2 separate regions of the Mus musculus genome follow, and region 1 is linked to region 2. A link is a loop called in an ENCODE intact Hi-C map of the cell type or tissue named here. Cell type or tissue: heart. All regions are shown on one strand. Each heading gives the region's core, and the rest is flanking DNA. Links, peaks and the distances in the headings are about the cores only.

The links. Peaks named below come from ENCODE experiments on the same cell type or tissue, not always from the same donor. Only the 100,000 strongest peaks of a DNase experiment are listed, where the experiment ranks them.
Region 1: a loop joins it to region 2, with 2.1 times the contacts of the local background. A loop is called at or near these places in 13 of 42 quality-filtered maps.

Annotation. Positions count from the first base shown.
Region 1 is chr4:46,531,863-46,537,227 of GRCm38, forward strand. It overlaps Trim14 (tripartite motif-containing 14), which reads right to left and starts at 4,279. Exons shown (of 6, transcript NM_029077.4): 1 at 4,018-4,279; 2 at 1,153-1,248. The coding sequence starts at 4,218. It overlaps Coro2a (coronin, actin binding protein 2A), which reads right to left. Exons shown (of 12, transcript NM_001164804.1): 12 at 5,075-5,365. It overlaps Gm16731 (predicted gene, 16731), which reads left to right and starts at 4,039. Exons shown (of 4, transcript NR_151695.1): 1 at 4,039-4,201; 2 at 5,309-5,365. In heart, for the core only: a CTCF peak has its summit at 4,384; DNase peaks (open chromatin) are centred at 2,779, 3,419, 4,109 and 4,149; H3K4me3 peaks cover 2,477 bases; H3K27me3 peaks cover 4,639 bases.
Region 2 is chr4:46,599,792-46,605,156 of GRCm38, forward strand. It overlaps Coro2a (coronin, actin binding protein 2A), which reads right to left and starts at 2,138. Exons shown (of 12, transcript NM_001164804.1): 1 at 2,026-2,138. It overlaps Tbc1d2 (TBC1 domain family, member 2), which reads right to left. Exons shown (of 13, transcript NM_198664.3): 13 at 4,599-5,365. In heart, for the core only: a CTCF peak has its summit at 2,455 (motif pointing right); DNase peaks (open chromatin) are centred at 1,640 and 2,280; H3K4me3 peaks cover 1,485 bases; H3K27ac peaks cover 905 bases; H3K27me3 peaks cover 5,000 bases.

The DNA.
Region 1 (5,365 bases), core at 295-5,294, 68 kb before region 2:
TTCCACACTCCTGTGTGGTGATGGTGGTGGTGCATACCTGTTATCCTAGCAACTCAGAAGGCTTGAAGTAGGAAGTAATCTTGGCTTATATATTGGAGATCCTGAATCACCAGCCAACCAACCAACCAACCAACTAACCAACCAACGAATCATGTGATCCTGAACTTAACTAAGGCCTGTAATCCCAAATACTCAGGAACCTAAGGCAGGAAGCTCACGAGTTCAAGGCCAGCTGGAGACAAAGTTCAAGTCTAGTTGGTTAGCTTAATAAGACCCTGCCTCAAGACAGAAATGTTTCCCATGCTCCACGTTCCTTTATGCAACCTCAGCTGAACTCATTGGTACCCACATACACAGGGGATGGCTAGTTGGAAATCAGTGGGCAGAGACAAGGGAAGGAAATGGGTAAATGTGATCAAAATACATTCTATACATGTCTGAAAATGTTGCAGGAAGCCTATCATTGTGTATAGTCTATCTATGCCAATAAAATCCTTCTTTAAAAAAAAGACTTTACAGAGACTCCAATTTTAATAAAAATTTCACATTTTCACTCCACTCTCAAGTAAGGTAAAGAGAGGTCTGAAAATGTAAATAGCCCAGTGGGATAAAACATTTGCCTACCACGTGCATGGCCCCGGGTTCAATCTGTAGTACACCATAAAGGAAATAGCACTGTATGAACACTGAAGGAAGAGTGTATTTAGGGACTAGATTTACACTCTACATCCCACGACCAAGAACCTTAAGAGTTGCTTGCCTGCCCTGGGAGCTGTTTTGCTTTCCTTATGGCAGTTTGGGGTGTGTGAGGATGGAGGGCCAAGTTCCTCTGGTCTTGTCCTGGCTTTGGTGGATGTGAGGAAACTGGACCTCTGCCCAGTGAGCTGTGGGGCAGAGGCTGAGTCTTCACAAAGCTTGAGAAACAGACCTTCAGGGCCACCCACCTGCATGCGTGCTTTCTTTGTGATCTTGTTCTAAAATGTCTAATTTTGTGTTCTTTCAAGACCCTTTAAGTCATGGGTGCTCCAAATCCTACCAGCTTGTTTTGAGTCTAGTTCTTGTTTTCCCGGGGCTCCACATTAAGGAATACTTAGACCCTGGGGGATATGTGGACATCTGCCCTGAGGGGAAAAAAAAGATGGATCCACTTGCCTTGAGCCTTTCCCCGGCGTCTTCCAAATGGGCTATGTTGTCCGCATGTTGCCTCTTCTTGGTTGCCAAACACTCTAAACAGTCCTGGATTAGCTTCTGTGAGAAGGGTCAGGAGAAAAAGGAAAACTGTCACTTTCAAGCTAACGAGCTTCTAGTCTCTCCACCAGGGACTGAACTCCAGGCTTGGCAAGGGGACATCCACCTGCTGAGTCACTTCATTAAACCACTAACCCACCGCTGCACTGAATTCTTTTCCAGCAGAAGTGCCTGGGGCTCTGCCGGTGAGTAGTTTGCCCAAAGTCAAGTGATAAGATGCAGGGTGAGCAGAGCCTCTGGCCCTCTGCACCGCAGGCCTTTGTCAGGGATGCCACAGCCTGGATGCCTGGCTCCTATTTCTGTTTGTCTGCTTTTAGAAGTTGCTTTTTCTTTTTTTTTTTTTTTTTTTTTTTTTTGGTTTTTCGAGACAGGGTTTCTCTGTATAGCCCTGGCTGTCCTGGAGCTCACTTTGTAGACCAGGCTGGCCTCGAACTCAGAAATCCGCCTGCCTCTGCCTCCCGAGTGCTGGGATTAAAGGCGTGCGCCACCACGCCCGGCGAAGTTGCTTTTTCTAATACCTGGTTTGGGTCTCTTCCCTCCAAGGGGTAGCTATTTCCACCTTAGCCTTCTCTACAGCTGGTCTTCCACTTGGCACCTGGGCCTAACTCTTGAGAACAGGGGTGGGGATGGGGCCTGAACTTTTTTAAAAAAAGAATTATTTATTTTATGTATATGAATACACTATAGCTGTCTTCAGACACACCAGAAGAGGGTGCCAGATCCCTTTACAGATGGTTATGAGCCACCATGTGGTTGTTGGGAATTGAACTCAGGACCTCTGGAAGAGCAGTCAGTGCTCTTAACCGCTGAGCGATCTCTCTAGCCCTCGGGGTCTGGACTCTTAATCAGCCAAGAGTAATAATACTAAGGCATGTCAATTTCCAGGGGAGAGCTGGAAGCTCAAGGAGGCTGGCAGGCGTTATGAGCTCTAGAGGAAGAATAAACCTAGGTCCTAGTCCTCGCTCTACAGCCATGTGCTCAAAATCTGTTTCCTCCATCGCAAGCAGGTTTGCTGTGTGGAGTAAATGAGATCAGAGTGGCTGGCCAGCCGCACATGCTCAGTGCAGGTCACTTTGCCATGTTAGCATCCAACAAGCATTTGCCGCAGTGGTAAATGGGGGCAGGGAAGGGGGTCAGCCTTGGCTTCAGCTTCCACATACTCATCATCTGGGACATCTAAGCCACCTATTGCTCAAGCTGGCCCAAGGATACCCTAGCTCTCTGGTTTAGGATCTCCACCTCCAGCCACTGGAATTTCTGTCTCCTGATCCCATGAAATTCTATTTACCCTTCAAAGCGCTTCCTTGACGGTTACTCCTGTGCTCAAACTCCGCCCGCCCAGACCTGCGCTGCACGCTCGCCCTCGCGGCTTCCCACCTGCACGCGCACAGCCTCCTCCTCGGCCAGGCCCACCGGGTGGCGGCGGTACGCACCCAGAACCCGGCAGAGCGCCCACACGGAGCGGCCACAGCGGCGACAGAAGAGCTCATGTCCACCCAATGGCACTTCCCTGGGGAAGTGCTTGCGTGGCTTCCTGCCCCAAGTTCTATTTTCTGGCTCTCACTGGCCACCACCCTGGGCTCCCTAGTATGATATGTAGTACATTGCAGTGCTACTATCCTACCCCTGACCAACCAGGCAACTAACTCATCCAGATGCGGCGAGGATCTGATTTCTGACTTGGCTCACGGTACAAGCCATGGCGCTGAGTGCTGAGTATGTGCTTGATGAAGGAATGGCTCTGTGGATAGACAGAGGAAGGGTGCCTAGGTTGACGCATAGCCTTGGGTCTCCGAGTAGCAGCATTTGAGGATCCTTATTAGCAGTCATTTCACAGTTGCTGAAGGATGGTTCTGGAAGCAGGGGCAGGACTCCACTAGTCAGACTGTCCTCCCTCAGGCCCAATTCAGATTGGAGTTGTAGTCTTGTCAAGGGTGGTTAAGTCAGGAGAGAGCAGAAAGGAAGGTGCTTTGGGCAGAATTACAAAGACTTCTTGGAGATAAACATAAAATCAGCCCCGGGGGTTCAGAAGGTTCTGGCTAGCTTGCCTTCCTCAAATGCAGAGAGGAGAATAGATTCTGCAGAGCCAGGGCAGCCGGCTGGGGGTCCTGCTTTCTCGTTATCTATAGAAGATAAGGCTGTGATTAACAAGCCTCTTCCGTGGGTGGGGTGGGAGAGGGGACAGTGGTGTATTTGCATAGGGGGAGGAGCCGGATTCAAGGCAGGAAGAGGGACCTTATTGACTTAGCAAAACAACATAGGCCATCAGGTCCCAGTTCAGAATGGCCTTTTATGAACTCCAGGGTCCAGAGACATTTCCAGGCTTCATGGAACACACGCATACATACAGTTTTCTTTTTCTACAATCTGGTCTTTTGAGATAGTCTCTCTACATATCACAGGTTGGCTGTAAACTCCCAATTTTCCAACTTCATCCTCCCCTGTGCTCTGTTAGGCGAACGTCCCTCCCGCGTCCTTGACTCTGGTTGGGGAGTTGCCCTAGCAGAAGCGGTAAAGAACGTGTGAGTACTAACCAGCTTGAGCCTCCTGTACCCCAAGCCAATCTTGGGAAGCTTCGCTGGTGGTTTGAGCAACTTTTGCACTTCCATAGGGTTCTGCCTCCCGATCCTACTGTCTACTATCTAGAGGACCTCAGGGTCCCCCTTTAGTTTCCCTGTCCTAACGGGATTTGACCCTCCTTTGACGGTTACTCTTGTGCTCAATCTCCGCCCGCCCAGACCTGCGGTGCACGCCCTCGCGGCTTCCCACCTGCACACGCACAGCCTCCTCCTCGGCCAGGCCCACCGGGTGGCCGCGGTGCGCACCCAGAACCGGGCAGAGCGCGCACACACAGCGGCCGCAGCGGCGACAGAAGAGCTCAGCCGGGCGTTCGCTGTGCTCCGGACAGCGCCAGCCATACGCCCCGTCGGGCTGAAAGGGCGCCCGCGCCTCGGTAGTCTCGCTCGCCATTCTCAGTGGCAACCGCTGTTCTCTGTGCAGTGTGGTCGGGTTGGGTTGGTGCAGAAATCGAAACCTTGCTCGGGGAGGGGCGGGGCGGGGCGGGGCGGGCGACCCAGCTCCCAGTGGCAAACTGGAGGGGCGATGACCTGCTGGAGAGTTGATGCTTGGTCCCACCTAGTGCTGGATCCGCGGCACAGCATCCTTCCACTCTTTCTCACCTTGAGGAGGAGGAGGTCACTATAGATAGGAACGCGGGTGCTTGCACTGATGGGCTCACTGGAAGGTTGGCTTCCCGCTTGTTGATGATGTTGGGCTTCTGGCAAACTGCGGAGGTGCGTAGTAGGTGGTGTGGCCTGCCCAGAGGGCCTACATTTTCTACACCTCATTTTGTTCTTTTCCTGTAGTGCTTCCTCCCTATGGTCAGCCATGTGGGGGCAGGTGGGGGTGAAGTTGGAACATACTTCCAAGAAGCCCCAATTATCTTCAGGCTAAAACTTCAAAGCCCCAGGCCCTGAAGATGTTCTGATTTCTCTTGCCTTGATGGGTGAATGACCCACCCTGTTTCTAGCCGGGGCATTTTGCAGTTCTTGCTTAAGGTATAGCTGCTGCTCACTGTCCCCCAATCACATGGAGGTGTGGCTTATCTCCTTCTTCAGGAAGCGTCCATTCTCCACCCACAGCCGCCTGACCACCCTGCCCCATCCTGCCCCTCACGAATTCTCTCAAACACAAGTGGAAGCACTTCAAGGGTATTCGGACCTTACTGACCAGTTTGCCAACCTGGTCCGGTATCATCTGGTCCAGACACCTAGTGCTAAATTGGTACTTGTAGAACGAATTAACAAAAAGGAAATCGCCAAGCATTGCAATATCGAGTCTGGTGTTATTATTTATTATTATTTTGGTTGAGGCAGAGTCTTAGACTCCTTTGCCCAAGCTGGTCTGGAATTTTCAATCTTCCTGCCTCAGCCTTCCATGAACTGGGATTACAGGCAGGAATTACCACCCACAGTAGATTGTCATATTCTTACATTGCACGATTCTGTGTCTATTTTAACTTTTATTTCTTAATTATTTTTTTATTTACTTTTTTACAAAGGTACAAGGAATTTAAGAAACATTCAAACAATCACTCAAACGGCTTCAGGCACGGTTT
Region 2 (5,365 bases), core at 202-5,201:
CACGGTTTTTTTAACCTTCTATGTTTATATCCTGTTGCTTTTACGAAGCAATGAGACTGTTTCATTTATGATATGTTTTATGTCCCCACCCCCACCCCTTGGGTCTCATGTACCCCAGGCTATCCTTGATCTCCATTTGTAGCAGAGGATAGCCTGGCTTTGGTGGATGAATTCCCCATCCTCCAAGTGAATCTCCAAGTTCGGTCGATTCGGTTTTGGGGATGGAACTCTGCCGACTGAGCTGCACCCTAGCTGCTAAGCACCCCATTCTTGGAATTAGGATTCCTGGCTGGTTTGTTGTGTGGCCTTTACCAGGCACACCCCCTCCTGGGACAGGTGATTATATGCCCATAGAATACGAGCGTTGGATGAGATAGACGGTTTCTAGACTGCCCCTAGAATAAGGGCCTGGGATGAGATGGTTTCTAGAGACCCTTTCAGGTCAGAGAATCCACAACTCCACAGTACATTTTTAAAGTTCGGGATGACTTTGTAATAATCAGGACCTGCCTGCTCATGCGCCATCACTGTAGCCTCCCAGATCACAAACGTTCCCAATGACAGGGGACTCAGGTGGTACTTAGGCTTTCGAGCTGGCGCTGGGCTCTGGCAGCCACACTTATACTTAGTCTCCCTTTATGAGGGGATAATAACACTCATTTGCAGCGAAGCTCCAGGTTGGGGCCACAGGGCAAGGTCCCCTGCCACACTGCTTTGGCCCTGGCAACGCACAGCACCCTATGATGCCCACCCAGCCCTCTGCCTGTACACTTAGATGACGTAGGGCTCACTACCGGCGCTGGCCTGGGGAAAGGGAAGGGTCTCCTCTTTTAGCCTTAAGAAAGTCCTTGGGTGAGGGAGAGGGAGACAGGCGATCAGGAGGTGCTGAGCCTGTTCCTTAGTGGGGACAGATGTCAGGAAATGAGGCAGAAGTGTCCAGAGATGGGCTTAAGCCTTTCTCTCCCTCCACATCCCTCAAGAGATGTCTGGAGGCGAGGGACGTGTAAGGACACATTCCTGTGCTGAGGCACAGGTGGTTATGAACAAGTCCCTGGAGCATTCGCAGAAGAGCAGGCTCTGAGACAGAAGGGCCACATGCTAGCTAAGGGACACTATCAGGATTGCAGCCACAGTGGGACCAGATTCCCCAGTTTCGCTAGTGAGAGTCCCCATCTCGAGAAGAATGCAACATAAGACCTTCATCAAAAGGCATCTTATAGAACTTCCCAGCCCTACACCAGAGGTCTTTAAAGATCCTGGAGTCACTGCACCCCTAGATACATGCTCAGTCCCCCAACCCCCGGAGACACTGTTTTCCTGGCAAGTGGACTGAGGACCGAGTGTGGTAGTACCAACCCTGTCCCACCAGGCTGGTACGCAGAACTGGGCTCCGGCAGCTGGCCAGGGCGCGGACCAGGACGTCCTTCTCCATTGCCCGAATGCAGGTGGGTGTTTGCTCGGCTCGGGTCCAGGCAGGTCTGAGGCTGAGATCTGGCCATTGCCAGCGCGGGGCTCCTCCTCCAGCTCCAGGCGATGAGCCTGGTCTGGGTAGCAGACTGCTCGCCCCACCCGCGCGCCCAGGTCGCCTCGGCAGGGACTCAGGGATGCTTCCTCCTCCACCGTTTCCCGGGACTGGAAGCTGAGGCCCCCGCGGGTAACCCAGCCAGGACAGGAACAATCACGACTCGGGTCCACGGGGCACCTGGGCCACACCGGGGCCTGTCGAGACTGGCTGCCGCGCCCAGGGCGGGCCGCTCACCGCCGCAAGAGGCGCGGGCGGTAAGGACTGGCCCCTAACCTCTGGAGCGCGAACCTGGGGGTCGCTGCTCCTAGTCACCCACTGAGGGAGCGGCCGCACCAGTATCCCGATGGGGAAACTGAGGACTGGAGCGGGGCAGAGCTTTGTGTGAGATCGTGCGGGGGTCTGGAGGATAGGTCTCCGCGACGCCGGGGACAGCATCCCTCCCGCCACAGAGCCGCAGCCCGGGCGCAGCGAGCGTCCCGCCCGGCCCGGTCCCACCCTACCTTGTTGGCTGCCGCGCAGGTGGCGGCGGCGGCGGCTCCGGCTCCCGCTCCGCGCTTCGCGCCGCCCGCCGAGTCCCCGCGCCCAGTGCCGCCGCCTCCCCGCGCAGCCCGGCGGGCGGGACCGGGCCGGGCGGGGTCGGGGCGGGGCGGGACGGAGAGGCCCCGCCTGTGCGCCGCCCGTCGCCCGCAGCTCGGTTCCCGTCCCGCGTGCACACACTCTCGCCTCCGACACGCTCTCGCCGCAGGCTTTGGGTGGGACTCGGGTCCCGAACCTCAGTTTCCCCTTGCTGAGATGGAGACTGTCATCGCGCCTGCCTCCCAGATGGCTCGAAGCTGGATCCCGCAGCGAGCGCCGGGACCGCAGCTCTGCAGGCGGCGGGAGAACTGGAGAGCGGAGGGCGGCTGCGCATCCGGGAGATCCTTCCCACTGCTGCCATTAGGGGGCGCTGCGTCCAAGCCGCTCCCTCTTTCAGCCGGGTGCTCACTGAATATGGAAGATAGGACGTCATATCTTTCATAATAACCACGCCACACCACCTGTCTTGGAAAGTGTTCTTCGTGTCTTGTAGTGATGTGTTTGGTGGGGGGCGGGGGGGAGGAGGGAGACTAGCACTGTACCTGGCACAAAGTAGGTATTGTATATATTGTTAACTAAGAACACAATTTATTACATTTGATCTACCAACGCCTTCAATGTAGTCATAATACTCCCATTTCATAGACAAGAAGTTGAGACTTTAGCTGAGTTCTTGGTAGGCTCTATAACAAATTTAATGTGTGTGTGTGTATGATTTGTGATGGTGGGATTGAACATTAGGACCGTGCATATGCTTGCCAGGCAAGTATTCTACCTTTGAGCTACACTGTGAGACCTCTCCTCTTTTTCTGAAACAAGAGTTCACTAAATTGCTTAGGTTGGCTTTGAACTAGCCATCTTCCTCCCTCAGCCTCTAGGAGCTGGGATTGTAGGACTACACCACCACACTCAGCTCTGGTGAGTCCTTGATCACTTTAGAACAGCAGTCGCTAAAGCCTTCCTCTAGTTCCTGCTGAACCACAGGGCCCTGGGCCGGTTTTCTTCCTAGAGCTGTGGGTTTCCCACGTCTGAATTCCCCCTGCATCCCGCTTGGAGCTGCACTGGCAGAAGCACACAGCGCACAACCGCAGCAGTTGGACCTTTGCCCTCAAGGGTCCATGGTAATCTAAAACATTTTTGTCACTTTTTAACGAGTGTGTGTGTGTGTGTGTGTGTGTGTGTGTGTGTGTGCAAACTTTCAGAAGTTAGTTCTTTCCTTTCATCTTATTTCTGCAATGCTACATATTCCTGGCTGACTGTCCCTGAGCTATCGGGCAATATATCAGATGCCTCCCATCTCCAAGTAGGAGGGCTGCATTCAGCTTTTTACATGGTTCCTGGGGACAGGTCTCAGGCTGCCTGGCTCCTGAGACAGCACTATCACCCTCTTAGGCATTTTACCAGCCCATTTATTAATTTTTTTAAGGAGGGTCCCACATAGCCCAGGTCGGTCTTAGACTGTCTATGAACTAAGAAGAACCCATGAACTCATTCTCCTGTCTACCTCCTAAAGGCTGGGGCCACCATGCCAGGCCCACCACAGTGTTTCTGACTTGGCTTTACCCTGGAGCAGGCTGACTCATCTGGATGCCCCAACACAGTAAAGGCGGAGGCTAGGGTCTGGTGGTCCTCTCTCTCTCAGCATCATTCCCAAGCTCCCGCTCGCATCATCTCCTTTGGAAGGTCTCTTTCAAAATCATCTTAAAAGAAACTCTTTTTTCATGGTGCCAGGCCAGTTGTCTGTTGGGACAGGCTTGTTTGACAGGATTATCTGGGGGACTGTGGGCACGTGGACCCGTAAATCAGAGGGGAGACCTGGAACCTGGCATGCCTCTTCTGTGTCTGGGGAGGGGCTTTCCCTGTGTCCTCTTACCGGTTCCTAATCCTACCTCAGGTGTGGAAGGCAGCCCCTGACAACCCCTAAGTTACACACAAGGGGACACAGCCTACCAGGGCCTGCTCAGACACTATGGGGTCAGACACTATGGGACGTGTTGGGTTGGGAGACATCACTGATTGACTTTCTACTTGTCCTGTAGAATGTGGCCGTGTGTGTGTGTGTGTGTGTGTGTGTGTGTGTGTGTGTGTTGTACTGGGAGAAGATAGCCCCTGGGCAAGGGTCTATTTGGGATATAAGCTTGAACAAAGTAGTTTGGGGGCGTATCCCTCTCACATCCAGTCTTTGGGGTCTCTAGGCCCCTGTCCCTTTGTTCTCTGAGAAGGCCTGCTGGTCCAGGGGTGGGAGGGGTCGATCATGGAGTTCCATCTCTGTTCTGGGTAGGAAGGTGGGGCTGTGGCATCAGATCTTCCAGCCTCTGAAGCAGTGGCCCCTGGGGAAGGGGCAGCAGCTGTGGGGCGAGCAAGGAACCTGACACTAGGGGTAGGCCCCAGGCCCTGAGGGAGGGGCAGGCTCTGCCCCAGCAGCAGCCCAGAGAGTCTCAGGCTCGCCCGCACCCCTTGTTTGTTTCTGTTCCAGTTCAGGCAGCCCAGACACTCATCGTTTTTCTCTTATTTATTTGGTTTTTGAGACACTGTTTGGCTGTGTAGTCCAGTGTTGGAACTGCTGGGATCTGAAGTGTGTACCCCACACCTGACTCCCCCTTTTCTTTTCCTAGAGTTGACCCTGTGGGTATGCCCACAGGCAGTCACGGCCAGAGCCGCCCTCCCCTTCTGTGTGACACTACACTAAGTTCTCTGAGTCCTGTTACTGGAGCTTGGCCTGCTCGTTCAGGGCTGGAGGAGGCAATTAATCCCAGAACACTTACCCCCCAGGGTTAAGCCTCCTGGCTCCAAGAGTAGCTGAACACAAGGCCCAGCACTGCTGGAACACAGTGCAGCTTGGTAAGAAAGCTGCGTTGGTCCCCCAAGGAGAAGCGCAAGTGCTTGGCAGAGTTCTCCTCTAGGGAGAGTTGAGGAAGAGGAGAGGTGGGGGCTGTGGCTTGGTGGGGGAGTAGTAGAAAGGGCACTGTTTATCCAGCAGCCTGTGCCCACAGTTCAACCTGTTTTTGGCTTTTTGGTGGTGGCTTTTGGGAGAGCCGGTCATCACCTAGCCATGTCCCCTCCATGTAAGGCTGCTTACCAACTGGCTCTGGTGAGCCGAGTGGGCTGCTGCCCTGCTCCCCTCCCAAGCCTACCCTGTTGGCCCCACAGGCCAGATGCAGGCCAGAGTGGATGCTTGCTCCAGGTCCACTGTCCAGTCCACATCAGGTTCCTCAGGGTAGCAGGCAGGGGCTCCCCTGGGATGACCCAGTGGGCTGTAAACAG